2 separate regions of the Mus musculus genome follow, and region 2 is linked to region 1. A link is a loop called in an ENCODE intact Hi-C map of the cell type or tissue named here. Cell type or tissue: heart. All regions are shown on one strand. Links, peaks and the distances in the headings refer to the core of each region. The heading gives the core; the rest is flanking DNA. Region 1 overlaps Plcl2 (phospholipase C-like 2). Region 2 overlaps Tbc1d5 (TBC1 domain family, member 5).

The links. A loop is a pair of places that touch in the nucleus more often than their neighbours do. Peaks named below come from ENCODE experiments on the same cell type or tissue, not always from the same donor. Only the 100,000 strongest peaks of a DNase experiment are listed, where the experiment ranks them.
Region 2: it touches region 1 in a loop (2.5-fold over the local background); 2 of 42 quality-filtered maps call a loop at or near these places.

Annotation. Positions count from the first base shown.
Region 1 is chr17:50,676,311-50,692,134 of GRCm38, forward strand. Plcl2 (phospholipase C-like 2) reads left to right here. Exons shown (of 6, transcript NM_013880.3): 6 at 11,402-12,184. The coding sequence ends at 11,581. Among named protein-coding and RNA genes, the nearest start is that of Gm41598, 110 kb to the right of the region's middle. In heart, for the core only: no CTCF peak of the experiment used is centred there; a DNase peak (open chromatin) is centred at 6,561; H3K27ac peaks cover 881 bases.
Region 2 is chr17:50,721,044-50,736,201 of GRCm38, forward strand. Tbc1d5 (TBC1 domain family, member 5) reads right to left here. Exons shown (of 22, transcript NM_028162.4): 22 at 12,084-15,158. The coding sequence ends at 14,902. Among named protein-coding and RNA genes, the nearest start is that of Gm41598, 62 kb to the right of the region's middle. In heart, for the core only: a CTCF peak has its summit at 11,021; DNase peaks (open chromatin) are centred at 10,028, 14,568, 15,048, 15,138 and 3 weaker places; H3K27ac peaks cover 1,224 bases.

The sequences.
Region 1 (15,824 bases), core at 2,828-10,827:
CCATGGTGACTTTTTCTTCCTCATTTTTTGTTTTGTTTTGTTTTAAATCTTTTCTTGCTTATTTAGCTTTCCAGTTTTGAAAATGGGTTTGAAATATGGAGAGAAGAAAGCATCTGTGGTTGTCCTGCCCAGGTCTATTAACATCTTGGTGTTCTACTCATTGTTCCCTTGAACAGAGCTCCTGTGGGCATTTACATACAAGTCCTCGTATGTTTATTCCTTAGTGGGTGAACACTGAGTGCAAACTCAAGCCAGATGCACCTCACAGGTACTATGTGTCAGACCTCATGTGGAACCATCAACACAGTGTGCAAGCAGCAACACAACCCACGTTCATGTTCACATTGGCCTTAGTGCTGCTGGTTTGATGGACTTGAAGTGTTTGTCAGCACTTCAAATTGTTAGCATAGCTCTGTTAGTGAATGGAGGAGAGTGAACATCTTTTTTGTAATTTTCTTTTTTGTTTGTTTGGTTTTTGAGGCAGGGTTTCTCTGTGTAGCCCTGGCTATCCTGGAACTCACTCTGTAGACCAGGCTGGCCTCGAACTCAGAAATCTGCCTGCCTCTGCCTCCCTAGTGCTGGGATTAAAGGCGTGAGCCACCATGCCCAGCTATAATTTTCTTAAATGGTGGTGTATTTTTTTTTAAAGAGACTTACTTTCTTTCTATTTGTGTGTGTATACATGTGTGTGCATATGTATGCTGGTACCCGTAAACAGAAAAGGGCATTCGATCCTCTGGAGCTGGAGATACAGGCAGTTGTGAGTTGCCCAACGTAGATACTGGAAGTCAAACCTGGGTCCTCTACAAGAGCAGCAACCCCTCTTACATCTAAGTCATCTTTTCAGACCCCCGATGGCAGGTCTTATCATGATGTTATGTTTCTTCTTAGGATTTGTTAAGATTCTTGGAGTGTGTGTGTGTGTGTGTGTGTGTGTGTGTATGCTTATGTGTGTGAGTGTACATTCACCCATGTATGTATGTATGTTTTGATACTGTTTCACAAGACACATATATGTTTAAAATCTTTTTCTCTGTTTTAAATTTCATGATATTTGTAAGCAATATTTCTACATTTAAGCACTGTTGCCTTGCTCTGAAACATAACATTTGCTGTCAGTCATGTCCAGTATGGGATGGGTGCTGGAGACAGAACACATGGCCTTCTGCGTGCTAGACATGCACTGTACTGCGGAGCCACAACACCAGCCCTTCCGTTTCACATCTCCTAGACCCGTATGGCCTCTGCCTTTACTCTATGTCCCACATTCACAATCAGTGCGGAGCTCCGCCGCCACCCTGCTTCAGGCTCCAGCCTTGGTGGCCATCCCGAATTACATGCTACCTCTTGCTCTTGGTTCCTTCTCAGATACTCAGGTGCTGCTTCTCTGTGGTGGTGCGTGCGTGCGTGCGTGCGTGCGTGCGTGCGTGCGTGCGTGCGTACAGTGGTTTTCTAGCTTTGAATTGGACCAGGGTCACTTGTCTCTTCTCTTTCTATCCAATTGTTTTTTTCCTCCGCTCTATAAACAAAAGATACAAGAACCATCATTAACTGTGTCCCTCCCTAGTTCGGTCGAGTATAAGAAAGAGTTTTCTGTATTTTTATCGCTTCTCAGAGTAGCTACTGCTAGCTTTATGAGCCTGTTAACTTCAGTGTAGTGCAGTAGCACATGCCTGCAGTCGCAGCTCTTAGGTGACCTGAGCAGGAGGCCAGCCTGGCGGAGCTGTGCAACAGGACCCTGTTCCTTAGTTGGCCACTTCCTGCGCAGTCTGGCTGCTGCTGTGGTTTTAACTTGGTTGTGTTCTTATTGGTTTCACTCTGTATCAGGAATGTGGGCAGGGACTTCTGTGGCTCATTTCCCACCAGCACTGTGGGGAGGAGTTGATCGATCTTTCTTCTCTCCTCACTGAAGTAATCTCTCCCTGAGAACAGTTACCGTGCATGTTCATTGCTGTGCTTTTGATGGCAGAATCTCAAGGTGGAAAAGTCCTGGTGTAGCTGGTTACCAGGAACAGAAATTCACCAAGACTAGCTGGCAGAGAACCGGCTGAAAGTGTTGGCACTCACAGGAAATCATGAGAGACCACAGGGAACTCGGATCAAAACACTGCATTCCTGCCTCAGAGGGCCAGAAAGCTGTCAGAAGCCCTGGTGACCGAGAGCATCTGTGTCCTCTAGTTCCAGGGTTGTGCTGGCTTAGCTCTGGCATCTCTCCATTCTTCATGGCTAGCTAGCTCCTGTTCACGCAGTTCCTACTGTGTTATAGCTCGGCCTCTCCTTGGTCTTCTGCAACTGCTCTTCATGAGTTCTGTAGTAAGTGTACCCTGTGGTATTTGCTGGCTCAGCCCAGCCTTTTAGTTCTAGACCAGCAGTCCCACAGTGACAGGCCTCCTCATATTAGTTCTTACCCAGCCCTAATCCCTGTAGCCAAAAGATGGATGCCTTCACTGGCAGCTCCAGTTTCATGTTGCTGTGTAACAATCTACCTCAAAATTGGGGGCTTAGCCCCCCCATTATTCTATACATTAGCTGTGCTCAGCTGGGTGGTTTTCCTGATCCATGTGGTGGTGGTCAGGGCCAGGGGAAGGCTTTGCTTCATTGGGAGCTCACATGGCTTAGAAAATGGAGCAGGCTTTACTTGGCTGGCATCTCACCTAAGAGCTTGGGGTGTGTGTGTGTGTGTGTGTGTGTGTGTGTGTGTGTGTGTGTGGCAGGCTAAAGCAAGCTGCTTACAGCCCAAGCCGTCATCAGATGAAATACCCAGCTGGTCCTTCCCCCCGCCCCCCCCCCCATGCCCTGCACTGGCTGCCTTCAGAAAACAAGGATGAGAGGGAAACTCCAAAAGTAATTAGAGACTTATTCTCCCTGGGAACATAAGATTTCTGCCAAAAAAAGTCAATAAACCAGGTTGTGTCTGTACAGACATGATCTAGATCTTCTTCATGTATCCTGGGCACAGTGCTTACCTTAGAAACCTGAGGACTGTCACTCAATTCTTTTCTAAAATTTAATGTGGTGGCCCATGGATGACTCTTCCTCTAGATATTCTCGGCTGTTTTAGTGACTGTACTACAAGTGAGATCATATGTTGCCAGCTTTTCTGAGAAGCTGTACTTGACTGGAAGCTACTTTTCTATTTAAATAGTGTGTGAGTGGCTCAGAAAACCCGACAGTCCCAGTGTTCATCATTAGGCTTTTTTCACCACAGCATATCCCCCAAGACCTTACAGTGCGCAGTGATCTTAGCAAATGTGTGCTCACACAGAAGGTGCGTGGGGGAAGGGTCCTGTGTGTGCTGCTTCTCCTAGTACTGTCGGAGGTACAGAGCTGATCCTGAGCACTCCTCACTCTGCAGACCCTCTCTCTTTCCTCCTGGATCTTGGTCTGGAAGCTCTCCCTGATTTCCTGCTTTCTGGGTCCAAGCTGTGGCTCACTTCCGTGGTCCAACTGCTCCTGAAGCCTCCTCCCAACCTGTCACCAGAATGTCAGTGGATGAGGCTGCCTTCCCTATGACAGATCCATGACAGGGGCATGAGTCAGAGCCAGTTTAGAAAACATTATAGTCTAGATACCATGGTGCCCAGCAATGGCTGGGCTTGGTGGTAATATTTCCTGGGGTCACGGGGACAGCTGGGTAGAAGTCATGATTCCCGAAAGTCTTTGGACTTGCCAAGTTCCTTCCCTGCTCTCCTTTCTAGGCCCAGCTCAAACTCCTCCTCTGCAATGCTGCCTAGGAACCTCCATCTTAGGTGAATGAAACAGGACATTGTTTACTTGGGAGAACAGCATTTCTTCTGGATTTAAATTAAATTGGTTTCTTAATTTGAAATTTTATAGCGCTTTTGTAAGTTGAGGGATAACTACCGATTAGATAGAGACCAGAAGTGGTGGTGGGAGTCTCAAGACTCCAGAACAAAGTTGAACAAAGTCTCCATCATTCTTGTATGATGAAGACCTGCACATACAGTAAGCGATCTCCTTAGATTGAGGGAAGCAGCTGAAGCCAGAACACAGGGTGTTATTTTCATCCCTCCCCAGTGCCTTCCACTGCCTCTTGCAGAGCTGCTATAGATGTAAGCGGGGCAGAGGGAAAGCCCCGCCTTTCACTACCAATGCACGTTCAGCCCTGTGTGCACAGCCGCAAGTGCCTGTGGGGGAAAGCCATGGGACGGAAGACACAGGGCACATTTAGACAGGTCTCAGGACCTGTAGAAAAGCATGTGTCCTGGTGCTCTAGCTGAAGGCTACTTTGATGTTGGGTAATCTTGTTTCAAGTGTGAGGTTTAGTGAGACTTCAGTTGGAAGTAAGCCTGACCAATAGGAGACCTTTCTGATTATAGTGCTCGGCTTTAGCCTTTCCCGAGAAAGGATGGTGAGGGATGCTGTACAGCCCATAGCCAGAGCTCCCATAGCCCTGCCTTCCCATTCACTCACTGCTCATTCAACACACAGGAGATGGAATTCTCCGTTTCAGTATTTACATCATGGGAAGCATGCATAGGCTGAATACATAGAAATGGTCGAAATTCTATTTTATGTGCTTCACGATGCTGCATTCAGTGAGTGGGGTTCAAGCCCTATGGTTACTTGAAGGGAGCATAAGGCACACACTTAGAAAGTGGGTTATATTCTAGTGTAACTTGCTGTTTATATTCTGTCTTGTCCAAAGTCCCTGACTTGTCTAAATTCAGCTTCCTAGCTACCAGGACCAGAAGAGCACCATCTTCATAGTCATGAAACTGCCATGAGCAGTCTGTACAAAGGCCAACTACAGCACTGACACCAGGTCGTCATTCAGTGAACAGTCGCTAGCCTTCCCAGAAGGCTTTGTTGTCTTGTCTCTGACATAATGTAGGCTTTATAGCTTCAGTTACTTGGTAATTACAATTCAGAGCCCTTCTGAGCCACTTTCAATTGTGGTTGAAAGAAATGTACTGACAGCTGGAACAGTGGCTCAGAACTGCCCACATTTCCAGGGGATCCGGCTTGGCGTCCCAGCACCCATGTAACAGCTCACAACTACCTGTAATTGCAGTTCTGGGTGACCAACCCTCCCTTGGGACTCTGTAGGTACTGCACACGCATGGCCCAAAGATATGCATACCTGCAGGCCAAATACCCATGCACATAAAAATAAGCCGTAAAACACTAACAGGGCGCATTAGATAGTTCTCACGACATTTTAAAAAGTTCATTTATTTCTCTATTGCAATCTTTAGGTTCATAGCAAAGTTGAGAGCAGTGTTGGGAGGTGTCCCACATCCTGCCTGTTGCATGTATCACCTCTTCATCCTCCCCACTAGAGTGATGTGCTTTTTGCAGTCATTGCAGAGCCTCCATTGACATGCCATGGTTCCTCAAAGACCATAATGCAAGCTAGGGTTCCCTCAGTGTTGTGGGTAGGATAGATTTGAACAATCTGTATTGTCTATAGCAACGTGCTCCCATTGTTCCCCTACACCCTTTTTCAGTTCTAGAGACTGAACCAGGGCTTCACACACATGCTAGACAAGCACTCTATCCCCAAGTCCCATTGCCAGCCTACCATTCATAAAAGGCATTTTTGATCGTACACATTTAAGTCGCATGACTTCATGGTTTGATTGTGTCCATTACTGTGTCACACAGGATCTGCACCTTATTCCAGTGCTCTGAACATCCTCTGTGTCCTCCCCACATGTCCCCGATACCTGTCAACCACTGACCTGGTCCTGTCTCCATAGTTTTGTTCGTAGCTCTCTAAGGAGGTCTGGCCATTTGGCTGTGCTTCTCAATGCTTATGAAGTAGTAAATTGAAGCAGACTCACTTGTAGATGAGTCTCCCGTCCCCTGCAGCAGTGACCAGAAAATATTTACTAAGAGGCACCATGGTTGTGAGTGCCTGCTATATAATGTCCCATCAGAAGATGTGTGTTGGGTTTGCAGTCTCAGTTGTCTGGTTTGTATTGCAGAAGATACTCAGATGAGAAATAGCATAGCAGCTATACTGCATGTCATCATCTCAGAGGGACACAAATGGTCTCTTGAGGAGAGACAAAACCCAATTCTGTGCTGGGAAAATTAGATGCATACAGATATAGTCAATCGGCAGAGACCGGCATATGTTGTTGTGTTTTATAAAAAAACAAGGCCAGGATATGTTTTGTATAGTGAGGTATGGTGAGGTGGGAGGGGAGCCTCGGCAGGCCCATGCTGAGACCATAAGACAGGTTTAGTATAGAATAGAGTTTATTTAGGGCATGGGAAAGGGAGTTGAGAAGAGAGTAGAGACAGAAAGACAGGGAAAGGGAGAGAAGAGACAAGGCTGGCTGGAAACATGTAGAGAGAGGGGGAAGAGGAGAGATGGAGAAAGAGGTCAGAGATTGAAGGGGCAGAGAGTTCAAAGGGAGAGGAAGGGCCAAACAGCCCCTTTTATAGGAAGCCAAGCCTACCTGGCTGTTCCCAGGTAACTGTTGGGCAGAGCCTAGAGGGAATGCTAACACATGTGCTAGGTCTGGATGTCCCTGGACAGTTGTCTGCCTTCACTAGGCTTTAGTGCCCTAGGGCCTCAGCCCGAGTTGGCATTGTCTCCAGGAAGTGGATGGAATTGTTGCCACAGTCATCTGTGTTCCTCTCCGCATTCCCAGGGGATAAGAAGGTCAGCGCAGTTTATTTTTGTGCACTTAGCCAGAAGCCCTAGGGAGGAGGTGCCAATAATACCAAAGATGTTTGGAAAGGCCCTAGAAAATCAAGTTATTTATATATTTACCTAAAATTACATAGAATATGTACATGTGTATATATACACACATATTGTAAATTTTAGAGACTATAAAATCGTATGACTCATTGCGCTAATAAACAACTTCCATTTGGTACATCTACCTTCTGTGTTGCCCCCTCCATTCCTACCCTTAGCTGTTTGTCCATTCCCCACCTTGTATCACCTGTACCCTGTCACTCCTGTCAGCTCCCCTGCTTCTGACATCTGCAGTCCCTTATGCAATCCTGGTCTCTGTGTTTATTCCATGTTGTATAATCATATCTGAAGATTTGGGGCTATAAACCATAAACAGCACTCAGTGTAACCATTTCTAGGTCCCTCTGCTTGTAAGTTTCACAATTTCACTTTTCCTTACAGTTGGATAGTATTCTGTAGTATATATGCCCCATAGTTTCATTATTCATTGTCTGCTGAAGGCCATTTAGGGTGTTTCCATTTCCCATCTATTGTGAGAAATGTCTATGCAGTAAGATGTTGGGTCCTTGAGGCACATGCCAAGGGCTATATAAATGGGTCGGATGGTTGGCCTATTTTTAACTTTTTGGGGTTCTCCACACTGATTTTCAGAGTGGCTACACCAATTTGCATTTTCACCAACAGTGAATGCGGCTCCTCTTTTTCCATAGCCTCACCAGCATTTGTTGGCCATTGTTTTATTGATCTTTGTATTCTGACTGGTGTAAGATGAACTCTCAAAGTTATTCTGACTTTTATTTCCCTAATTGCTAAGCATAACAAACATTTTTAATGTCTTAGCCATTTTTAGATGCTTATGTGACTTTTATCTTCAAGTTCATTTATATGATGTATTTATTGACTTATTATTTTTAACAAACCCTGCATTTTCAGGGCAAAGCCAGCTTGCTCATGGTTGATGTTCTTTTTGATATATGGCTAGCATTTATTGGGGATGTCTGCAGCTGCGTTCAGCAGGGAGCCCAGTCTGACGCTTGACTCACGTGTCTTCCCCTCATTTGTGTATTCGGATGTTCCTGCTTCAAGGAGGATCTTGAGAGCGATCCCTGTTTCTCTCTTTTTGAAGAGTTTAAGGATCAGTTGTAGTTCATCTTTGAAGTCTGGTAGAATTCTGCAGCAGTTACTTTTAAAGGTTGCTTTGTGGGCCAAAGTGAGAACCTTCAACATTTTGGCCTAAATGTATTAGAGTTCTTTCTAGATAAAACCCAAACAGAGTAAGTCACACAATTCAAAACAGACTATGAAACTGAACACAGTTTGAGATTTCTCAACTAAAAACCCTATAAAGCCTCCAGATGGCTTCAAAACTAGTCACCCTTTGTCAGTGGCAGTAGTGTTAAAGTCCTTGCTCTTTACAGGTGTGAAACACTGGCCTGTGAGCACACCTCGGCCAGCACTGGCTCCTCAGGATCCCTCTTCCTTCTCACTGGGAAGCTGAACTCAGACAGTTTATTTCTGACACTGCACAGAACAGCATCGGGCCAGGTTCAGCTGCTGCCGTGCTCAGACGTGCTGCCACTGAGGCTAAGTTTTCTGCCACATGCATGTGATTGGGTGCACACAGGATCTGTTTCAGATGCCATAATGGCCCTCTGAACTTGGGAAACAAAAGTGTCCCTGAACCCTGCTACTACACATTATTCTGTCTTTCGGGAATTTTTGTTCTTAAAGTTCTTTTTCATCACCATGGTACATCTGTGCTGAAGAAGAGCAAGCCACAAAGCCTAGACTGCTTCTCATTGTGTGCCCATAGAATAAAGTGTCTGCTAATCATAGTTACAGGCAGGAAGGACAGAGCCGGGTGTTCTGGAGGAGGCCTGCATGCTTGTACTTTGTTTCCATTCCACAGACACTTGCTGACCACTTACCATATAATGTGCTAGGCTAAGAGGATCTAGTGATGATCAGAAATACACACACACACACACACACACACACACACACACACACACACACGAGTCATGGCCTGAGGAGGTCAGGCCAGGCAATGAGCACTGAGCTCTGGTTCACTCTGCACATGGAAGGCCTGCATGAAGAGGACCTGCTGTGTGTGAGCCATGTTTAGTGGCCTAGACTGGTGAGGGCCAAGTGAACAAGGCAGGAGATATGGGGATAGAATGCCAGCTGTGGGGCGTGTCACAGGGCCACCAACAAGGACTTTGACCCTCACTCTGAGCTACTGCAGAGCCACTGACAGGTTTTAAGCTGAGAGAAGGTATTTTATGGCTGGGTCATAGTTGGCTCTCTCTGGCTGTGATGTTGAAAGGGAAAATAAGGAATGTTCCAGTCCCGTGGTTAGAGAAACATGGCAGTGGCTTAGAGTGCAGCGGGGCAGTGAGAAGGGATGCAGCTGTAAGCGCTTGACTCAAAGTTACTGCAGAGTTGCATCTTACAGGGGCAGCGGGGGAGGGGCAGGCAGGGAGCTGGTGGTGACACTGGGGCTTTGCTTCAGGTGACATTGAGAACAAGGGTGCTCGAACTGAAGGGAAGCTTGAGGAGGGAGAAAGCAGGCATCAGGAGCCCAGTCCAGAACATGTCAAGCCATAGAAGGTGTTTTCACAAAAGACCAACTAATCTTCAGTAACAAAAGTAATATTCAAGTAGTAACCAAAGAATGAAGACGGTAAATGAATTTTAAAAATTAACAAAACAAAGAGCTGTTAAAAAAAAACATAATAAAATCAATAAGCCACAATCTAGGCTGAGGGGGAAAAAATGACAAAAATTACTAGTGGGGAACATATAAGGATTTCAGATCCTGTGGACAGTCTGAGGATATCAAAATAATATCATAAACTATTCTGTGCCCACAAACTTTGTATAGAGAATGGACAAATTCCTCAAAAAGTATAGTCTTCCAAAACAGTCTTATAAGGCCAGCATTATCCTAATACTTACAGCAGAGGACTTTGCAAGAAAAAAAAAAACACTATAAACCAATATTTTTCATGGATATAGGTAAAATTTAAAAATGTATATGTCATGAACAGGGGAATCTATATTGGATATGCAAAGGTGACTCAGCTTGAAAAAATTAATTTGTGTAATATGTCACATCAGTAGGCTAAAGAAACATTGCACAGTTATAGCAGTAGCTGCAGAAAAGAAATCTGACATGGAATCCAGCGCCCATTCTTAGTCCTCATGGTAAGAAGGAGGGACTCCAACACCACTAAGAACATCTGCACAGCCCACAGCTGATGTGACACTGTGGTAAGAGTCTCAGAGCTCCCCTTAAAGATCCGCAGCACATCAGGGCTGTCCTGTAGTTACATCACCTGCTTTCAGCGTGGCATTAGAAGTCCTGGCTAGTGCACTAACACAGAAGGGCAGCTAATAACAAGGGGGGGGGGGGAGACTTGTTTAGTTCACAGGTTCATTGCTTATATATATATATTATCTGAAAATTTAACAAGTAATTAATAAAATGCCTGGAACTGTGTTCTGTTTGTTTTATGTTGCTGTGATGTCAACTTTACACAAACTAGAGTCATCTGGGAATAGGGAACGTCAACTGAGAAAATGCCCAACCAGATTAGTGAACAAGAAGAGTAAGAAACCAAGAACATGGTCAGAATCCCAGAGCTTGGGACAGGAAGATCAGGAATCTGGGGGTAACCTCTGCTGTATAGTGAGTTAAAGGCCAGCATGGGCTACATGAGGCCCTGTCTTAGAAAGAAAGAAAGAGTAGGGGGAAAAGGCAGGAGTGTAGTGGGAAGACCTGTCAGCGAGGAACAGGAGATGTGTTCGAGCTGCAGCAGTGCTCCTCAGCACCCTAAGCTGCACAAGGCCACCCAGCCTCCAGAGGCAAGACTGACAGAGTAGACAAACTGCATAGAGCCATTATCAGCTCAGACTAGACAGTGACCCACTGTGCCCCACTCCTGCCTCCTTTTCACATCCGTATACATAAAGTAACAGAACTAAGGGGCACACTGGACAAATGTTACTTCCTGGTTCTGATACTGTAAGTCAGCAGGTAAGTTTGGGGAAAGGGCACAAACTAGACACACGGGACCACTCACTAGTGTGTGTCCTTCTCTGACTTCATACTGCTACATGGCCTTTTATGCGGAATCCCCTTTCCACCAGGCAAACAAACAGGCGGCGATGAACCAAAGATCTGATTCAAGTGCAGCTGGAAGAACCAGTGACTTACTGGAGTTACTTACAGGAGCAGGAGACACTCAAAAAGCCCATGTCACCAGTATCCTGTACAATTTTCAGGCAGCTATGCCACTGATCTACCATGGCAATTGGCTTATTATTTGCATGGGATACCTTAAATGTGAAATGGTCCCAGAGGCTCATGAGTTTGAACACTTTTTTATTACTTATTAAAACGAATATTAAAAGGAACAACCAAGATTGGTTACGTAGTCTCATCCTTGAAAAATATGGTGTAACAGTCTAGAGAATAGTTGCAATGTAGTAGAGATGTGTTCACGTCTTACATGGAAATGCAGAAAGGCAGAGGACTGTGGAGTGCGGTGGTGAACACGTCTCCTTCTGACTAAAATCGACCTCCTCGGATGTGGTAACGATAAAAACCAAGCCTCTCTTCTGCCGAATCACAACGCCTATATGTCTGCAGAATGGCCGTGAGGGTGTCCAGCAACATTCTGTCCGTCTAATGCTGTTTAATTCCATGTTCTGTTCTAGGGGCAAGCGGATCTTCTGAAATATGCTAAGAATGAGACCCTGGAGAACCTGAAGCAGATCCACTTTGCAGCTGTTTCCTGTGGACTGAACAAACCAGGCACTGAAAACTCCGAGGCCCAGAAGCCACGCCGGAGCCTAGAAGCCATCCCCGAGAAAGCCAGTGATGAAAATGGAGACTAAGGGTCCTCCCAGTCACTGTGGACTTCCCACCGAGAACCAGTCAGCAGGCGCACTGGCTCACTGATCAGGATGAGAGCTGGGATGTCTGTCGGAGCACAACTGGAATACCCAACTGCAGCCCATCACTGCTGTGAATGTATGTAGCAACCCACGTGTGAAGGCAAATAAACTCTTTAACAAGAAACTCTATCCTGGCCCAAACATGCTGTCTTTGTATACAAAACGCCCTGAGTCCCACTGTGAAGAGCAGTGCTTTGCCGTATTCCAGCAGAAACAGGCAGTTCCCTCACTCGGGGGAACTGGATTGGATTGCTGAGTTTGTATTTATTGGTGAAATGGTGAATGTGCACACCTCACTGTGTGTGCTTGCCAGTCTTGGCGCTGCAGAGGATTTGTTGGCGTGCTTGCTGAGCCATATTTACTAAGCAGAATGTAAGAACCCAGGAGCTGAGGGCAATGTGCAGTGTGACTAAGGCTGCCTGGCTGAAGATGTGCTGTGTCAGCATGGGCAGCCGGGTGGAAGCCGCACCTTGTACATAGATTTTCACTGTATGTTGTAGTGGTCACATTAAAGATATCTTTTATGATATTTCTCCAATAGCAGTACATGCTTTTAGTGAAACTTTAACTTTTAAAACCTGTTCTCTTTCAAGAAGCCAATTACTTTTTAAATGACTGCTAAAATGTAAGTCACCTGAGTCGCTGTCCGGCTTTTAGGATGGTTGTGATGCAAGCTCAGACCCCACACTGGCCTCTGCACACATGAGTCACCCCCTCCCCCCGCCCCAGCCAAGGGCGCCATGCTGCCTGCAATTGTGAGCAGAATCGAGCGGGGGCAGGTTATACTTCCCTGCGGAGCCACCAATGGCCAATGCCTCAGTTTCGTCTGAGAATCTTTCTCCTTCATAGTGAAGGGCACCTGGACCAGTTAATTTTTTTAGTCTGATCTTTTCTTTCGAAACCAGTGAAACTTCATGGTATTTTTGAGAGTCAAGAATCCTGCCATCTAATGCTTCCCACATACCACACTTTGTTTCCCTTTGGAAGAGAGAGGTTCTAAGTGTTCAGTGGGCGTTGGTTTGGTCAGCTATTGGGACATCCACTTATATACTAGGTGGCCTGCAACTGACCTCACAGACCTTCCTCCCATGGGCCATGCTCATGCAGGTGTGTGCTCCTAAACCCAGTGCATTGCTCACTTCCCCCTAATAATGCCCATCTCCATCGGCCCTTGGCCAGGTGTGAGTCTCATTGGAAAACTCTTCCATTGATAATAGATAAACACTACTCAGTAGCTGAGGCTCTTAGAGATGAACTCTGGATAGGGAGAAAAATGAATGGAAAATAGCACAGAATAATTAGATGCACAAAGTAATGGAGAACATTGTTAGTGGTCCTTAAACTTAGCAAATAGCACTCAATTTGACGTTTAAAACTCTAGAAATGATCTCTAAAGGTGACTTAAAATACAGTGAAGTGAAAATATGGCTGTGTCTGTAATAATGGTGGTTATCATACAATATGCAAGTCAAGTGACTGTAATTGTAAGACATGTAACTTGTTGAGGCTCATACAGGCCTAAAATCAGGGATCTTAGAACTAAAGGAGTCGAAACTGAGCGTGGACCTGTGATCCCAGCACTTCAGAGACCGAGACGTGTTACACTGTGAGACTCTGTCTCAAAACAACAGAAAACTGGGGGAGTTGCCATCATTCACACTGACATGTTTGTTCCGGATGTGGAAGCTGTGGGTGCCTGAAGTCTCAACATCCAACATGTTGGTGCTACCTAGCCAAGCTTCTTTTGGTCTCCTTAAAGCAATATGCTTTAACAAGTAGTGGAGAAGTGCAGGCACAGTGTCAGGAGGGTTCCCACAGCAGTGGGTGTCCACTGCTTCTCTAGTTCCTGCCCTAAGGAATATGCCACCTGTCACTGAGGACAGTGCCTGTCAGCAGAGCCTGAATCAGGTGCGCTCTTCATCATCCAAATGGAAAGAGAAGACATTTGTCAAGATGGATAGAGTAAGGCTATGATTTACAGGCTTCTGGAAACAATTCTTTTGTAAAGGTCTCTCTGGCTCACTCTGTAACGAACTGTATCCCGCTGGTAAACAAAATCACGATCCTTGTTTTGGGGCTTCAGGAGTTGTGGGGACAGTCAGGGTAGTGTGCAGGTTGATTGCCCTTCATCATCTGCATCTGTTCGCAGGGAGCAGCATGTGAGTTACCTTAGGTACAAATCCCCATGGGTTTGCCACGAGTGTGTGTGTGTGTGTCTGTCTGTCTGTCTGTCTGTCTATATGGGTCTGTGTAATCCAGGACAGCGCAGGAACAACAGGCAATAGGCAAATCTTCATTGAGGACCCAGGAAAATGGAGACCTAGGTGGGAATTCACAAAAAAATGGCAAACATCTATTGGGTCCTGTAGAAACAAAAAAGTCACATTGTGTGTGTGAATGAAGCCAAGATAAGGGTGATGGTTTTGCCCACAGAGTAAACACAGGAACATCTCTGAACATACTAAGCATATGCTGCCACTTCTCCACGCTGAGTAAATTGATCTTCCACAAAAGTTTATCCTTTGTAGACATGGCGGGTCTGGATTTTTTTTTTTTTTTGGTTGTTGGATTGATTGATTGATTGATTGATTGATTGACTGCTTTTACTAGCCATGGCTTCTGGATAATGGGAAAGAAGTCATAGAGACTTGACTGCTTACCTCTGGCACCTCAGGGCCCTGTGACCCCGGAGCCAGACTGTGGGGAGGGATGCAGTCTTAGGCTGGAAGTTTAAGGTAGAATAAGGAGGTTGTCCTTGTCACTCAAATAGAGTTGGGGCCCTGTAGCTTAGCTTGTCTTTGCTACTTTATGAATCCTTTCTTCCACCCGTCTTCACCCTTTTTCTTTCAGCCACCTAACACTAGATAAGAGAGAGAGAAAAAAAATAGAGAGGAAAGGAAAGAGATCCCTGAATAAAGTCAGGATGGAAAGGCGTGTCATTATTATTGTTAGACTACTTCCTGCTGATTAGGGGATTGAGTTCCTTGGGGCAAGTTTGATCTTTGCCAGCAGGATATCTGATTACTTCTTGTTTCTTTTTTTGTGCACGAGAGTATTTAACAAACTACAATCAACAACAGGCAACAACGAACAACATTCAACCAGCAACCCACCAACAACCACCCGCCTCCCAGACCACTAGCATTTATATACCCTTTGAAAAGTCCCCAGAATTCCAAACGTCACACAACCACAGAAACTATCTGCAGCTGGCAGAATCATGCCCCTACCAGAGCACGAGGCAAATCACAGCCAGTTGCTGTGGACAATCTGAAGCAGCCCCATATCTCACACCCAGGATTAAAATAAAAACATATTCTTATGCTATTTCTTTTTTCTTTTTTTTTTAAAGAAACCAAAATTCCAGAATTGTCACTACATTTTTCCCTCTGTTTTAAGCCATTAATTATGCTGGGTGTAGTGGAAAACTATAATAGAGATATTTTTTAATGAAATAAGCACTTTTTGGATCGGTGACCAAGGTTTTCCGGAGACTCTCCTACTTTAATCTTTATAAGTTTTGATAGTATCTTTTCCCATGGAAATATAAGCACCCATGTCCCCAATGCAAAACTGTTACTGGCTTCCATTCTGATGTTAATACATCTTATAGTATATAGGTGGATTTAATTCCACAGTTCTTTTCTATAACCCAGTGTCTTCTGGCTGCTGTTGTTCTAGACAGCCTGAACTAATTACTGTGGGGCCTTGAGCTGTGCCCCACCCCCACCCCAAAACACATACACACAGACGCATTTTGTTTACTGATGGCAAGAAATTGCCTTAGTTATCTCCTTTTGAATCTACAATCCTAAAACCAATGGCAGCCTTTGCCACATCCCATACACACCCTGGGAAGCTTTAGCGGTTTGTATATGCTCAGCCCAGTGGCACTGTTGGGAGGTGTGGCCTTGTTGGAGTAGGTGTAACCTTGTGGGGTGGGCTTTAATGCCCTTGTCCTGGCTGCCTGGCAATCTGTCTTCCACTAGGAGTCTTCAGATGAAGATGTAGAACTCTCAGCCCCTCTTGCACCATGCCTACCTGGATGCTACCATGTTCCTGCCTTGACAATAATGGACTGAACCTCTGAACCTGTAAGCCAGCCCCAATTAAATGCTGTCCTTATTAGAGGTGCCTTGGTCATGGTGTCTGTTCACAGCAGTAACTAAGACAGAAGCCTTCT
Region 2 (15,158 bases), core at 7,159-15,158, 49 kb after region 1:
GAGAAGTTAAAACAATTGTAGGCCATAGCTAGTTAACATCTTCTGGCAATTTTTTTGAAAATCTTTAAGAGTTTGTAATTGATCTTTCCTGATTTGTGCTTTCTGTGGTTGAATTTTCTGTAGATCTATCTTATATCTTAGATAATTAACAGAATCTCCTTTTTGGATTTTTTTTTTTCAGAAGCAATTTTGCAAAAAAAAAAAAAAAAAATCAGTAAAGGCTTCTTTTGGGCCTTGTATAATTTTAGTAAATGACTCTGACCCCTTTCCTGATTCTTCAACCTTATCCTAAGCATTTAAAGCTGGAAAATAATCTCGCACCAAGGTGTGATCATCAAATTCAAGCTGCCTTTGTAGTGCAGCATATTGACCTTTGACTAGCAACTGACCTTGAGAAATATTAACATCTTTAGCCCTAAGTTGCTGTTCTATGGCCCTAGCTTCTCTTTTTACCATGTTTGCCATTGTAGCTAAGGACTGGCTTTCAATATTGCCATTGTCAAATCTTTCCAGTCTTAGGGCATAATTTTGTTCTGAGTTTCCCATGAAATTAATATTTGCTTCACATAGGGTAAATGCATACCATATGAAATAATTTCTTCCTTGAATCTCCTCAAATCTAAAATCTCCATAGGATTCCATTTAACTTATTCATAACCTTTGAGGTGCCTATCATCTAATGATAGTTCTTGTATAGTAGCTGGATAAATTAATGTTGGTTTTCTAACAATCTTGGATCACCCCTCTTTAGTAGGTTTTTCTTTTTTTCATGTATAAGTCTTTAAGACGTTTATCTTATCAATCCACTTTTCATATTTACATACACACAAGAAAACCACTATGGGTATTAAGGATAAAATATGAATTACCAGACTGATAGCAATTATAACTGGTATTATGTCAATCTCAACTAAATTATTTATTGTTTCATTTTCTGCATCTAGTTTCAGTCCATCTAAGGCAGCACTCACTATACAGGGTTCTAATGCCTTCTATTATGGTATCCCCACCCTTAACTTTCTCCTTGATGACTTCTCAGGTGGCTTTCCAAACTTGGTGGCTTCTCAGTTTGCCACAGCTGGCATGATTTCTCTGTGTAGTTGTGCCTGTTTTCAATATTCAATACTGTAACCCCATTATTCAAGCAGAAAGCTCTTGGATTAAAAGTTTGTGCTAGGGCTGAGACACACTACCACTAGAAATATGGTTTTCCAGTAAAAATACACTATCTTGGGGCTCATTGTGTGATTAAATATTCTTCAACGGGAAAACAGTTTTCTTGGAGTCTTCCATCATTTTTGGCTCTTACAATCTTTCTGGCTTGTTTTCTGTATAGATCCTTGAGTCTTGAGTGGAGGAGTATAATAAAGACATTTCTTATAGGGCTGAGAGCTTCAACGTCTCTGGCAATTCAGCCTTTTGGTGATGGTGAAGGGTGATATAATCTCTTCTGTAACTTCTTCTGGGCTGAAGTTAGAAAATTTTGGTCAGGACCCAGGAAGGATGGAATGATGGTCAAAGACTGGAAGTAGGGAAGGGAGTCAGGTAATGGCAGAAGACATCTGGTTTGCTGTCCAGGTTCTGCAGGACCATCTTGAGCTGGTGAAGTGCTGGACACTCTGAAGAAGTTTAGGATGCTGCTTTGGCAGGAGCTCAAGCCAGGAGGGGATGGCAGGAGACCTGAGGAAATTTTTTTCATAAGCACTGTTTCAATATTCAATATGACCATTGGATAATTTTGTTATTTCTTTCCTGAAGTAACCTGTGAGGACAGGGGATGGTCATTATTACAAAGAATATAGAGATCAGTGGGCCAAGGATATGTAAGAGGCATAGGACCAAGACAGACCAAAAAAGAGTTCTGCAAAAGAGATGGCCCTCGAGGAGGTAGAAGTTTTAGCAACTCATGTATATTTTCAATCCCTTCTTCCACCCAGATGTCCTGGTTTACATCTTGTCTCTCAACAAGTGCAGGGTTCACTGGCTCTGCAGGACAACCTGGGGCTAGCATGTTGTAGGCCACGTTAGAGCATTTTGCAGGCTGCTGTTGATTCCCAGATGGTATCTGTACGTGGAATAAGAATCTGTTGGGACAGATACAGACTAGGGACAGAAGGTACAATTAAGGAGCTTAGGGGAAACTATCTTGGGTGTACATTCGATTTTTCTAGATCTGTGGTCCTGGTAGTTGGGGTGGTGGTAGAAGGACTTCCAAGACCAGGGATATGCAGTAGGTGGGAAAGCTTAAGCTGTTGACTGGCAGGCATTTTTATCTGGAGTCTGCTTGCCCTGTGAGAGGTAGATAGAAGTCATGACTCAAGCTTGTATGAATTTTTTAAAAGTTTACAAAAAGAGATGAAAGCGTTAGTTATATTAGCATGACCACTGTTTATAATTTGCACTAAAATCCTCATTGGGGGAACAGCAGTTGACAATGTCTCTAAATAGCTAGAGTAGAATAAGGCCTTTGAGCATACCAAAAGCTTGAGGCTCTGGGTTAAAAGCATGAACTTCTTTCTTCTGTCCAAAGGACTGGATGAATATAGACTGGACAGAGATGTGTTCAGTACAAGAGAACCAATTTTAAGTCTAGATTTGTAATGCTCAAAATTAAACTGTAAGCCCCATCTTCCCAGGAATCAAGTAACTTCTTGGAATGCTGGAAATTGTAGTTCTTAGGAAATAACAAAGCCTCATGGCAAAATATAGTGGCCTATAGGTTTGTCTTTATAAGCCCCTGCAACACAAGACATGAGATGGAGGCCATTCTCAGTTGGGAAATTCTGGGGAATGGTCCTGACCAAAGTCCATCTCTTGGTCAATATTTAATATTTACTAAAGCTTACTTCAAATTTGGCCCAAAATGGTCTCCTCCCCCCTGCCCCGGCAAATCTCAGGCTTAACAGATTTAGAAAACAACCAAAGGAAATTTAAACTTTGAAGACTGACTATATTAATATTAGCCAGTGCTTTACTAAAGATTATATTAATAGCTTATCAGAACCCTGTTAATTAATATGTTCAATTTCTGAACTGTTGAAGTCTTAACATCATGAATCATCTTTAAGCCTCATTTTTAAATGCAAATCACCTCCTCAGAGCTTTACAATGTGCACTTCCATTCCTCAAATCATTTTCTTAGAACCTCACAACTTTTTTAGTTCTTTACAACATGCATTTACACACTTTAAATTATTACCTTACTTACATAAACTTTAAACTCTTATTTATTATTTACCACAGGATGTAAGTGTGCAGTGACATGTATAGAAAAGCCTTTGTGTCTGGATTTGAGTGAAATATATCAGCAAAGCCTTTGCTATATTTGGGTCAACCACTGAAAGCTGAGAACTTGTTTTAAGACTGTTTGAACCTTGAAAAAATGTTGTCTCCCTGGTGAGTTGCACTTGGTGCCATGTGAGAGCTTACAGCTGCACAGACCTTGGTCCTAAGACACTCCTGGCAAACCTGGAGTTCTCACATTTGGTTATGGCTAGCCATGGTCAAAAGGGACTGAGCATTGCATGTGTTGTCTGCAGCAAGGGCAAGATAACTTTGGTAGTTGGAGCTGTTCCCAGCCCCAATTCATCTTGTGTAATGATTGAATAAAGTAACTGGAGTGAGCTGGGGGTGGTGGTGTGTGTGTCAGTCCTTTTGAAGAAGGCTGAACCCCTCTACTCCTTGGGAAAATGAAGGCTTAGCATCTTGGTGAGCCGCTTTCTACAGTGGCGCCTACAACCAATATTAACCAATACCCAGTCCCCAATCTGGAAACTTCAAAGCTAGTTGATTACTGAGAGCAGTGACTGAAAAGCAAGTTCTTTTAATAAAGGAATAGTACAAAGTAGCCTTTTTTGTTACTAATAGCACCACAGTAGCTTGAGTTTGTTTTTACAATGAAACCAGCTTTGTGAGTTTATCTCTGTGGGAAGCCATTGAGTCTGCCTTTCTCAGTAGGAGGTCTAGTAGCAAAGTCTTACTTTTACATATGAAATGGACTGACCAGGCACCTGAAGACTTGGGGAGGAACTGGTTAACTTGCTGCTGCTAAACTGATACAGCTACACTTAGCCATCAACACTATTGGGGATCTGAGAAGGATACATTTGAGCAGCAAGTGTAATTAAAATTGCCTCTGTGTCAATTAAAATGACAATTTATACATTACCGGGACAGCCATCCTGGGCTCCTCTATGGCCTTGTTTGGGGGTAAAGATCTTCAGTCTTTGGCTCACATGGGGCAACATTTAAGTCTTTGGCTGTCATAATGGGCACCATTAACTCTTCAGTTGCCAGATCCAGAAGATCCGAGAGATTTTTCTATGGTGGAGGGACTTAGGAAAACTGACCTACTTTGACAAGGTAGAGTAGATAAGTCAACTCAAAAGTGTCCATAGTTTTGGGCAAGGCCCTGGTGGCAGACAAGGCATGGGACAGCTCTTTTTCCAGTGGTTAGCATTATCCAGGTGGAGTCTTCTTTGGAGATAGCTTTAGCTGCTGCTACCAAAGGCCACACTTAGCATATAACTCTGAGGGGTTTGAAGGTCACCATCTAATCTGTTCTGTATATATGATTCTTAACAAACTTTGTTTTTAGTTACATGCTTCTGGTGTAACATTGATAGTATATATATGGTAGCATATACAGAAGACTATAGCTTGCCCCTGTGAATGAATTACATTTGTACTTAGGATAACTACAAGCATGATTCTGAGCATGTGAAAGAATCTGATCACTTATAAGACCAATAACTTGCTTTTCTGTATCACTTTTAACATTTTACAAGTTAGTAGTTTTTATAAGATTAGGATTTTATTATAGTTTTATCCCTGTTAAGTTTGAGCCTCAAATTTTTGAATGGAAGATTTAATTGAAGATCCTCTACCATAAAAATATAACTTTAAGCCACAAATGTCATCCACAGAGGGACTGGGAACCTTCTTTCTCAATCCTTTCCTAGTATAGCTCTACAGAATATCACAGTTTGTTAAATGAGTAAGCCTATCCAAATAAGTAAAGCTTAGCAAAGTTAGCAGAGATAAAGGGGCTAGACACACACCTTCATGCCAGCTTCTGTTAGCATGAATAGTCCTTAGGTGTTTTAAACACTATCTTCTTATCTATAAAACCTAATCTATAAAATTTACCATATCTATCTAAAAAGTTTTAGATGCTCTGTGTTGAACACAGATAGCAAAGTAGTTAAGCATATATCTCTATGCCAGTTTATATAACCTGAGTAGACCATTATAACCTCAGGAGATGATGAATCTTAATCAAACATATTTTATTCAGCAAGTATATGTTGTTCTGAAAAGGTCAGTTCAGGACCTTTTGGAAAATTCCACCAGACCCCTCTCCTCCAGTAGGGGAAGGCTAACATTCTGCAGAACTGACTCACCTGCAGGTGGGGGAGGCCTAGACCAGGTAAACACATTCTGCAGGGCACACATTGCCACTTCATTCCCTAGAGACCAATCAATTTAAAAGTCACACTGTTCTACCAATCACATTGTGCCTGATGGCTGCTGCTCTGAAAAACTGTATAAAGACTGACCAAACAGGCTGTGGGGGAAGGTGGGTCGCCATCTCTCCTTTGAGTGTAGGATGACCCCAACGTGTTGGAACAATAAATTCCTCTTGCTTTTTCCATCGATTCCTGGCTCTGTGTGGTTTACCCAGGGAGACCCTGGTAAGCTAAGGCTCACCAGAGTCTTATAGTTCATTATCTAAAACTTCTATTCTCGGGACAAAAATCATCATACAAAAATCTATCTGAATCCAAAATATCTTGGAGACTTGCTGTTGTCTCCTTAGAAGATACGGTAAGCTGGGGTTCAGTATTATAGGTGCTGCCTTCGTTGATTTATACCACATGGTCATTTTATTCATGATAGTGGTGAAGTCACATGACATGTACTCTTTAGCTTTAGTAAAAAATGGCTGCAAGCCACGTGGTCGCTATGTACTCCAAGGTAAGCCAATCAGGCATATATCCATTTCTTTCTTTTCTTTCTTTCTTTCTTTCTTTCTTTCTTTCTTTCTTTCTTTCTTTCTTTCTTTCTTTAATCCATTTTTTCTAAAAAAAAATAGTTAAATCCAAGGTACATATACAATATGCAGTAGCAAATTAAGATCACACTGCCCCCACACACTATTAATTTTTTATTAGAAGTTTTAAACCAACTTTTTGTTAAAGATTTTATAGAAGTTTTAAAACTGCAACCAATGAATTTACCATGAGTTTACAAATCCTGAGATACACATCTTGACATAAAACTTTTAGTTTAGAAAAGGTTTTAGAGATACAAGAGAGAGAGTATTTAGAGTTGAATAAAACCAAAAAGGAGTAAGAGCTAAGCAGCTGTAATCCCTACTGGGGAGAGTTCACCTTTTAGCTGCTTTAAAGCTCAAGTGTCCTTTTTTGGCCTATCCTGGCTCACTTCCCTTCTTCCTGTAGGGTCAGGTAGCCTGCCTGATCCAGGACAGAGATTTTAGAAAAAACATTTAAATAAGCTTGCTCTGGTCTAGAGAGAAAGGGTCTTCACTCCAGAGCCAGGTTTTTATAGAATGGAGAGCAGCATTACACTGTACAATATTATCCATGCCCAAAAGACACTTGGATCTCTGAGGACTGAACAGTGGTCAGAGTGAGGGACAGAGCAAACCGAGAGCGAAGAAGGCAGAGACGAGAGCAGGGACAAAGGAGGTTGAAAGGGAAGGAGCCAGCTCAGTGATGGTGCAAGCAGGAAAGCAGACATCTGGGAGGCTTAGGGGAAAGGGTCAGGAACAGGAGCTCTGTCAGAGGGAGGGGTCCATATCTTAGAGGCCCAAGAGGATGTAGAGAAGTGTCCTAGATAACAGGCTAACAAGGAAAGAGAGAGACAGAGACAGAGCAGGCTGCTCCAAGGTGAAGGTGAGGAATCTGCAGGCAGGAGCTGAGAGCGGGGGGGGGGGGGGGGGGAGAGCAAGTTCTAGGAGAGAGCAGAGAACATAAAGGGAGAGCAAGGGTGGGAGGAAGGGTAAGTGTTCTGCTGACACGAACTTCAGCCAGAGTGTTCCAAAGAAGATCAAGAGACTTGTCAGAGAGAAATGTCCCAGATTAGGAAGGAGAGTGTCCCTTTCCATGCAGTAGGTACACAGCAGAGCAAGAGAAGCTGCCTGATATACTAGCATGGCTTCTGCAGCAGCAATGGGTTCCAAGAGCTAACAGAGACAGGGCAGGCAGTTCCAAGGTGACACATACCTGAGTGCTGGCACAGAGACAGAGCCTTTCTACATGCCCAGGAGAGTGTAGAAGGCTCCAGGAGCCGGAAATGCCCTGGAGAAGCATAGAGGGTTGAGAGAAGAAGTGGCTGAAGAGGTAGGTGACTCTAGAATTTGTAGTCAAATATGGTGGGTAGCAGAAACCAGCAGAGACACATGATCCATACCTTAGGAGAGTCAACTCAGCAGCTTGGCTCAATTAGGAGAAGTTAGATCCCTTGGAAAGGGGGCCATTTGTGCCTCCTGGGTTTTTGGCACCAGATGCATAAACTGGTGACATTACCATGCAATGGTATATTTAAGGCTTTATTTTAGACATGAGAGCAAGAACAGCCAAATGCATCTGGAAGAGCCTAGAGAGAAAGAAGTAGCCTGGACATGGCATGGAAAAAAAAACCAGGAGAAAAACGAGAGAGAGAGAGAGAGAGAGAGAGAGAGAGAGAGAGAGAGAGAGAGAGAGAGAGAGAGAGAGGAGAGGGGGAAGAATGAATGAATGATTATATCTGAACTAGGAAGGTTCTAAGAAGAATGAGTGGCTGAGGAGAGAAGACTGAGCGTGAGGGAGTTTGGGGTAAAGGACGGGGTGAGTAGAGACACACATCCCTTCTGTCTTTTGAAATTTGAGGAAATGGAGTTTCTCTTGGATCTGACAGTAACCAAAACCATTGGGAATAGTCTATAATGTTTTGGATAATGTTATGGGACCCTTTTTGCCAATAATTTAAAAAAATATATATATAACCCATTCCTGATACTGAATGGACCTAGATGGGGAAGGGGAAACAGACTACAGTATCATAAAGGGATAAAATGGAAACTAAAATAATAGGTGTGGTGGTTTGACTAGGTACCCCCCTTACACCCCACCCTCCTGCCCAGACTCATGAGTGTGAATGCTTGGCCCATGGGGAGTGGCACTATGGAGTAGGTGTGGCCTTGTTGGAAGGAGCATGTCACTGTAGTGGGCTTTGAGGTTATACATGCTCAGGGTTATACACTCATTGATACAGCCTCCTTCTGCTGCATTCGGATCAAGATATAGAAGTCTCAACTCCTTCCGCAGCACCATGGCTGTCTGCAAGCCTCCCTGTTTCCTGCCATGATGATAATGGACTGAACCTCTGAACCTCTAAGCCAGCCCCAATTAAATGTATTCCTTTGTAAGAGCTGCCTTGGCCATGGTGTCTCTTCACAACAATGAAACCTTACCTAAGATAGAGAAGTAAATGAGAGGCCAGGTTAAAGGAGGGTAGGGAGCAAGGGACAGCAAAGCCACTTGGAAACCTACTATTGTAGAAGCTTTCTCTGATAGTGAATATATAAAAGGAATCTAAATGGAGCCACCGTAGAATGAGGAAGATGACGTCTTACTTTCACGATGGGTGGAGGGTGGACTGTTTCCTGGCTTACCAAACCCCAAGATGAGGTGGCTCTAAAATTATACTGTATGGTGAAACCCCGGAGCAGCTCAGAGAGGCACAGTGCTGGTTGTTGCTTGGTCACCTCTAGGTGACCCTGTGGTTACCCTCTCTGCAGTGCCTGCCGCAGGCTTTCTTTGAATCTCTTAGAAACAGGATTCTGAGAAGCCAGCAGCAGCCTCGTCCCCACCCTGCAGGCCTCACACAGTTGCATTTTTATAAAAAGTTTTATTTATACTTCATGTGCATTGGTATTTTGCCTATATGTATGCCTATGTAGGGGTGTCAGGTCCCCTGGTCAGTTACAGACAGTTGTGAGCTGCCACGTGGTTGCTGGGAATTGAACCTGGGAAGAGCAGCCAGTGTTCTTAACCACTGAGCCCTCTCTCTAGTGCATTTTCCTTCTTTAGGTGGCCAGCCAGAGGGTCTGTGCTCTGGTGCAGGCTGTTGTGGATTGAAGCTGCAGAAGCTGCCGTGGCTCTGCAGAGCCTTGAGTTCAGAGCTTATGCTACCCCAGGCTTCCTTGGTCAGTGGTGGGCCTCAGGGCTGAGCAGTGTCCAAGACAGACATAAAGTACCTGCCCTGTTAGCTATGTGGGTGACAACTGGATGTAACCACATACAGTACTGTTGCAGGGAGCCAAGCATCTGCCTGAGATGGAGAAATGGGCTCCAGAGCTACTGTCCACAGTGTCCCTCTTAACTGGGAGAGGGGCATCCCCAGGGTGACTGAGGCAGGCAAGCTTGAAAGACGCTAACATTTCCCGACATTGGGTTCCATTCCAGGCCTCTGGCCTTCATGTTCCTGCTGGAGGAAAATGACAGTGGCCTTTCTACCCCATCATTGCTGCCTATGCCCCGTTTGCTCATCTGCTAAGCCCTACATCTCTCTAGCTAGACTGTAAGTTCTAAAGAGCTAGAGATCCATCTTTTCATGGTGAGTCTTCAGCTCTGGGCAGGGTTTGACAAATGCCAGATCCTCAATAAATAGTAGCAGCTAAGATATGGGCCCTGGTTTCAAGGAGGACGTGGTGACCAACTCTGCTATGAATACACACAGTAGCAGCAGGGAAGGCCGAGGAAGACCTGCAGCCTCAGGACAGCTTGGAGATAAGTCTCACTAATTTGGACATGGGAGGAAGATACCACCACTGCACAATTATCCACCCCCAGAGCTTAAAGCCACCTCCACCTGTCAGTCTGCTTGTGATGTAAAAGAACTTGGTTGTATACCTTTGCTCTACAAGGCCTGCCCTGTTTTGTGTGACCTGGGTCCTGGAACTCTAACAGAAGCAAGGGAACAGAGGACACACAGACACCCACAGAGTAAAGTTGGAAGTAGGCTACTGCCCCACCCAGAAACTGTTTACTGGGCACAGCACAGAGGGGAGGAGTTATCTAGTCTCTGAAGGAGGGCTCTGGAGGCAGGTTCAGGCTATAACCATCTTTGCACACGCTGCAAAACATAACCACTGATGCTTGGACTCAGGAGGAAAGCTTTGCCGTTCCTCAGTGCTTCACCCAGGTCTTTGCCACCTGAGGCCTTGGAATTCATAACCTGGCAATGTCTATGCCAGCAATACACATTCAGTCAAGACTTGGCTCACCCAGGGCGAACTGTAGCATGGTCAAAATGAAACCACACTGTGAGATCTCAGGATGCGATGCGGGTTGGGGCCAAAAGGGATCTCACCTAAGGGCTGCCTGGCTGGTCAGGTTGGCACTTCTAAGGTGGAGGCTGGGGAGCAGGGATCAAGGAGAGGAAGCTGGACGGGTGTAGCTTTGATGTGAGGTAGGCTGGAGCAAGAGCTCACTCTATGGGATGAAGAAGAGGTTACTCCTGTTTTTATTGGAGGGGTGAACTGGAGACTTGAAGGACACTCACTGGCCACACCTAGCAGACTGGGATAAGGACAATTAGCCCTTATTTACAATGAATAAATTGAAGGACAGCAGGGCTTGGCTTGGGCAGCTGAGTGGGTGTGGACCAAGGGAAGGGACAAGGAGGTGGCTATGCCATGTTGAGGTCAAGGATGCTGTGGGAGGGTTGAGGTGAATGGCCGTAACTTTGCATGGTGGTCTTCATTGTAGTTCTTTCACAGGAAGATGGCCCCCACTACAGCTCCATTCCCCTCAGTTTCCTTAACCACAGGCAGAATCCTGCGTCTGGGTTCCCATGACCATTGTGGTCTGAGTGTGCTCCACTGCTTAGTGAAGGACTGCCACTCTCCACAGCAAGTACCTTTGGGGGAGAATAGAACCTATGAGGCTACCACAAAACCAGTGCAGAGCATTTCCTGAGCAGGAAGGAGGTGTCCCCACCGCTCACCACATGGGGGCAGGTGCCTGACACCAGACTCCTGCCCCTCCTAGGCAGGATGGAAGCCTTCATCTGGGCTCCCTTTGTCACGGGCGCCTCATCCTGACGCAGACATGTCTCTCCATAGACACACATGGGCAGCTATGGAAGGAGCCCTCCATGTGTGGTTGCATTCTGATGCCAAGTCCTTCCTACAGCAGATGTGCTCCAAGTTCAGAAGTGCCCAGCGGCACAGATACCTCAGAGGATGTTGGCTGGCAGATGCAAACTTCAGAGTCAAAGTGTTCTGAGGGACAGAAGCCACTCCAACATGGCGTCAGCCACAGAGGCCAGCTGGCAACTGGATAGGCCTCGGTTAAAACCTCCCATGTAGAGGGGCTGTCCTGGGTATGGATGAGCCCTGTGTAATTGCTCTTGTGTTTTGAACTAGGGCAGCCCTGCCTTGCCTGAAGGACTCACCCTTCAAGCCAGGCTCAACCTTTAGCCCAGAAGCAGGAAGGATGGAGAGGAGGCTCAACACGGGAGGAGCCTGTGACAGGAGCCCAATCTGACAGGAAACCCAGGGAACGGCTAGCACTGGCCTAGGATGTTCCTGAGGTAGAAGTGAGAGGTTCAGACCCCAGATCCTCTTAGGTAGAGCTAAGTAGGAAGAAATTCCTGTAGCATTGGTCAGCCGGCTTGTGGCTGCTGGGACATGCTGTGTCCACTGGCTGGCTGGGCTGGGTACACGGTAAGTGACTGCTCATGAACTGTTGTGGGTGGCGGTGGGGGCGGTGGGGGTGGGGGTGGGGGTGGGGGAGGGAGGCTTCTTCCTTCAGCAGCTCCTCCAGAGCCATGACTACTCCTGAAATGGAGCATCATTCCATAACCTTCCCTGGGACAGCAAGGGGTGAGAAGTGAGAAGCACTGGTGTCTTAGCGGTTAGGAAGCAGTCTCAGGAGACTATGAAGGTTGCCCATGCTGTAAAGGAAGGAAATGCTAGTGAGGGCGAGGCATGGCCAACACCAGCCCTGCTGGCCAGGCGCTTCCATGCTCTCCGGACCCCAGAGCTATGTGACTGGAAGAAGTGGATGTGATCCCAGTTCTCAGTAGTCCTTTATTAGTACACATCAAGTGGGCTCGCTCTGCCAAGGAGGCATTTCCTACATCAGTATGAGCTCCGGCACCAAGGCTCGTGAGGACATTGTTGGCACTGCTGGGATATCAACTAGATGAGCCGAGCCTCATGCACCGAAGGAAAACTTCCACACCAGCCTGGTTATAGGAACGACACCTCTTTTCAACAAGAGAGAAGCAGCTTTTGGGCCTAGCATGGAGGAGGCCATGTGATCTGTGAAGAGCCTGCCGCCACAGCTCTCCATGCACATGGCCTCTTCCCCAGCTCTCATTTCCTAGCAGTTCCAGGGTGGGGAAGGGAGATGGCACTGGCCGGTGCAGGGCCACAGGTGCTCCCCGCTTTGTCTTTAGTGGCCACTGGGAGAGCTTTTAGCAAGCAAAAGCAACCTGTACTGAACAGCAGGTTATACTAGAGTTTTGGCATTTGTCCAGCCTTTCTGACACTAAAGACATGGCTGGCAAGGTTGTCCAGCACAGCCAACCCGTGCGGAGGAGATTCACCCCTACGAGAACTGGGCTCCGGGGAGGCAGCTGCCCTCCAGAGTTACACTCAGCAGCAGTGTGGTCACTTCAAGTTGCAGTTAGTGCAGAGCAGAAGGTCATCTTGCCAAGCTAAGCCAGGAAGTTCTCGAGAACTGAACCGAGGCACTGAACCGACCCTCTGTGGCACACAGGTATGTTTTACTTCACACTTCCAATCTGATCAGAGAGGACTGCATGAAACACAGAAATGTGTATAAAAAAGCAGACGACAGTAGGGCTTAATCTAGGCTTGGCTTGTATAAAACTGTATTAGCTGCTATAATCAAAATGTGAGAGATTAAAACTGATGATTACCATGTGGTTAAAGAAAAAGGTTCTATATATCCAGGACTTTAAAATGTACAATTAGACAGAAGTACCTGATAAAATAACAGGGACGGAATGCATCCCAAACCAGCAGTGTAGGTAACCAAGGGAAGCAATGGTCACCAACGAAGAATAGAGTCACTTAGAGAAGAGCTTTCCATCCTTGGTTCTTCCAAGGAGAGAGTGGCCTGCCTAGGGACCATAGAAACATCTCAGTGTGAACCTGGGGTTCTCATGTGGCACCCACACAAGCACAGGAGCGGGGCACATCACGGGCATGGGCAGGGCAGGTAGGTCGAGGGGTTATGAAATGTCCATTCAAACAGTAATGGGTCAGCCTATCATCTTCTTGGCCTGGTGGGTAGCCAGTGATAGTTATCTATTGACCTTATTCTCAACGCAAAGGAGATGCTGGGGACAGGGCTCAGCAGTGACAGACATGGCCGGCACTGTCCCAGACCTGGATGGATCAGTCAATACTTCCCACACTAGATCTAAGGTACTGACACGGTTATGTCAAGGCTTTAAGTGGAATGCTTGCTGGAAGCCTTCTAGCAGGGATGGATGGTGGCCCTGATTCTTACAGAGCAGCTTCATGGGACATGTATGCAAGCAGGCTCCTCAGAATGCTGAGAAGACTGGTCAGAGGCAGGGGGTAGAATTCATGAGGCCATGACTGAGCCCCGCCACCATGTGAGTGAGCCACCAGCCCTGCTATGCAGTACAGCTAAGAAGCCTGCAGAGCATCCTGACATTAGCATTCCTGTCTGTAGAGAATTACAATGCTATTAGTGGGTGGGGCACTGCCCAGAGGCCCAGCTGCTCTCTGAGGAGGACAGAAGGCAGAGGTGACATCTAACAGATGCTACATCTATCCACCATTTCCACTGTCCCTAGCTTTGTGCCCAATACAGCTCTGTACTCGGCCAATAGACGGGGAGATGTCTCATGTATACCCAGCCCAGGCAGGGGCCCCGAGGCAGGCAGGCCCATCCTTGGAGTGTCTGGATGCAGAGTTTACAGCTGAGCTCCAAGAATAGGGTGTTGGGGGTTGAATAGGAGCCCTGTATCTTGTGGTACCTGGAACGCTCTACAGGAAACCTGCTCCCACAGAAGGAACTCCAGGTCTAATTCCCAGGAGGTCTGACTCCGGGTTGTGCGAATGTGGTTTTCCTCTGTGCTCCTCATTTAACAGGCCACTGTAGCTCTAAACATGCTCAGAGACCTGACCGGAGAGCTCTGGACACATTTCTCCAATTCAAGGATGTTAGCCCTGTGACTCTTAAAACCATCTCAGAGCAGACTGGCGTGGAGCCACTGCACTCCCGGCTGTGGGGACTCTGGAAGGAGAAATCCAGTTGTTCAAGGAGGAACAGCGGTGGCTGAAGCTTAGGAAGCCCAGGGTCCAGAACTGTATTTGTGTCAAACAAGAATCTGATTCCTAATCTGAAACCCTGCTCCTACAATTCACTCTGACTCCAGCCCTGGGAGCCACCCGCTCTGCTCCCTCTGTGTGGCATGTTGGGCTTCCAAGGCAGGAGTGAGACTGCCTGCCAGATTCACTCAGTATCAACAAGTTCCCTGTGGCTGAAGCTTTGATAAGGGGAAGTTGTGAAACCAACTTTTCCTTCTGAGTGTAAACTGGCAGAGCTGCTGGGGAGGAGGGGACGGAAGACATGTGGCTCTGATGTGGTCTGCTGTGTCTGACAGTGGGTATGGAGCTGGGGACCTGACCTGGCCCTAATTGGAACAAGGGTCACAGGGTCAGGTAAGGGTCTGGAAACCTCTATCTGCATTTTGGTAAACATAGTGCATTGAAAGAAGCATAGTTGCCTCTTTTTGTAAAGAGTTCCAGTGGGTTGAACCAATGCCAAATGCATGCTGGGAAAAAGACACTGGTTCAGCAGGGTGTCCGCCAGTGGGGCCCTGTGCTCAGATGTCCAAGGGGCTCACAATGGTGAAGCCAGACTCCTTGCTGCTGTCATCATCGGGGCTGGAGCTGGGGTTGCTGGAGGAGGCTGAGGCTGAGGCTGGGCCCATCAGTGGGTCTGAGAACAGCAGTGGGGAGCAGGCTGGGGCTCGGCTTTTCCCAGATGTGCTTCTGAGGGTGAGAAGAGGCTGGGCCTGGCCTGAGAAGGCCCCCCTGGCACGGTGCCCCTCATCTTCTTTGGAAACCAGAATGAAGTCAT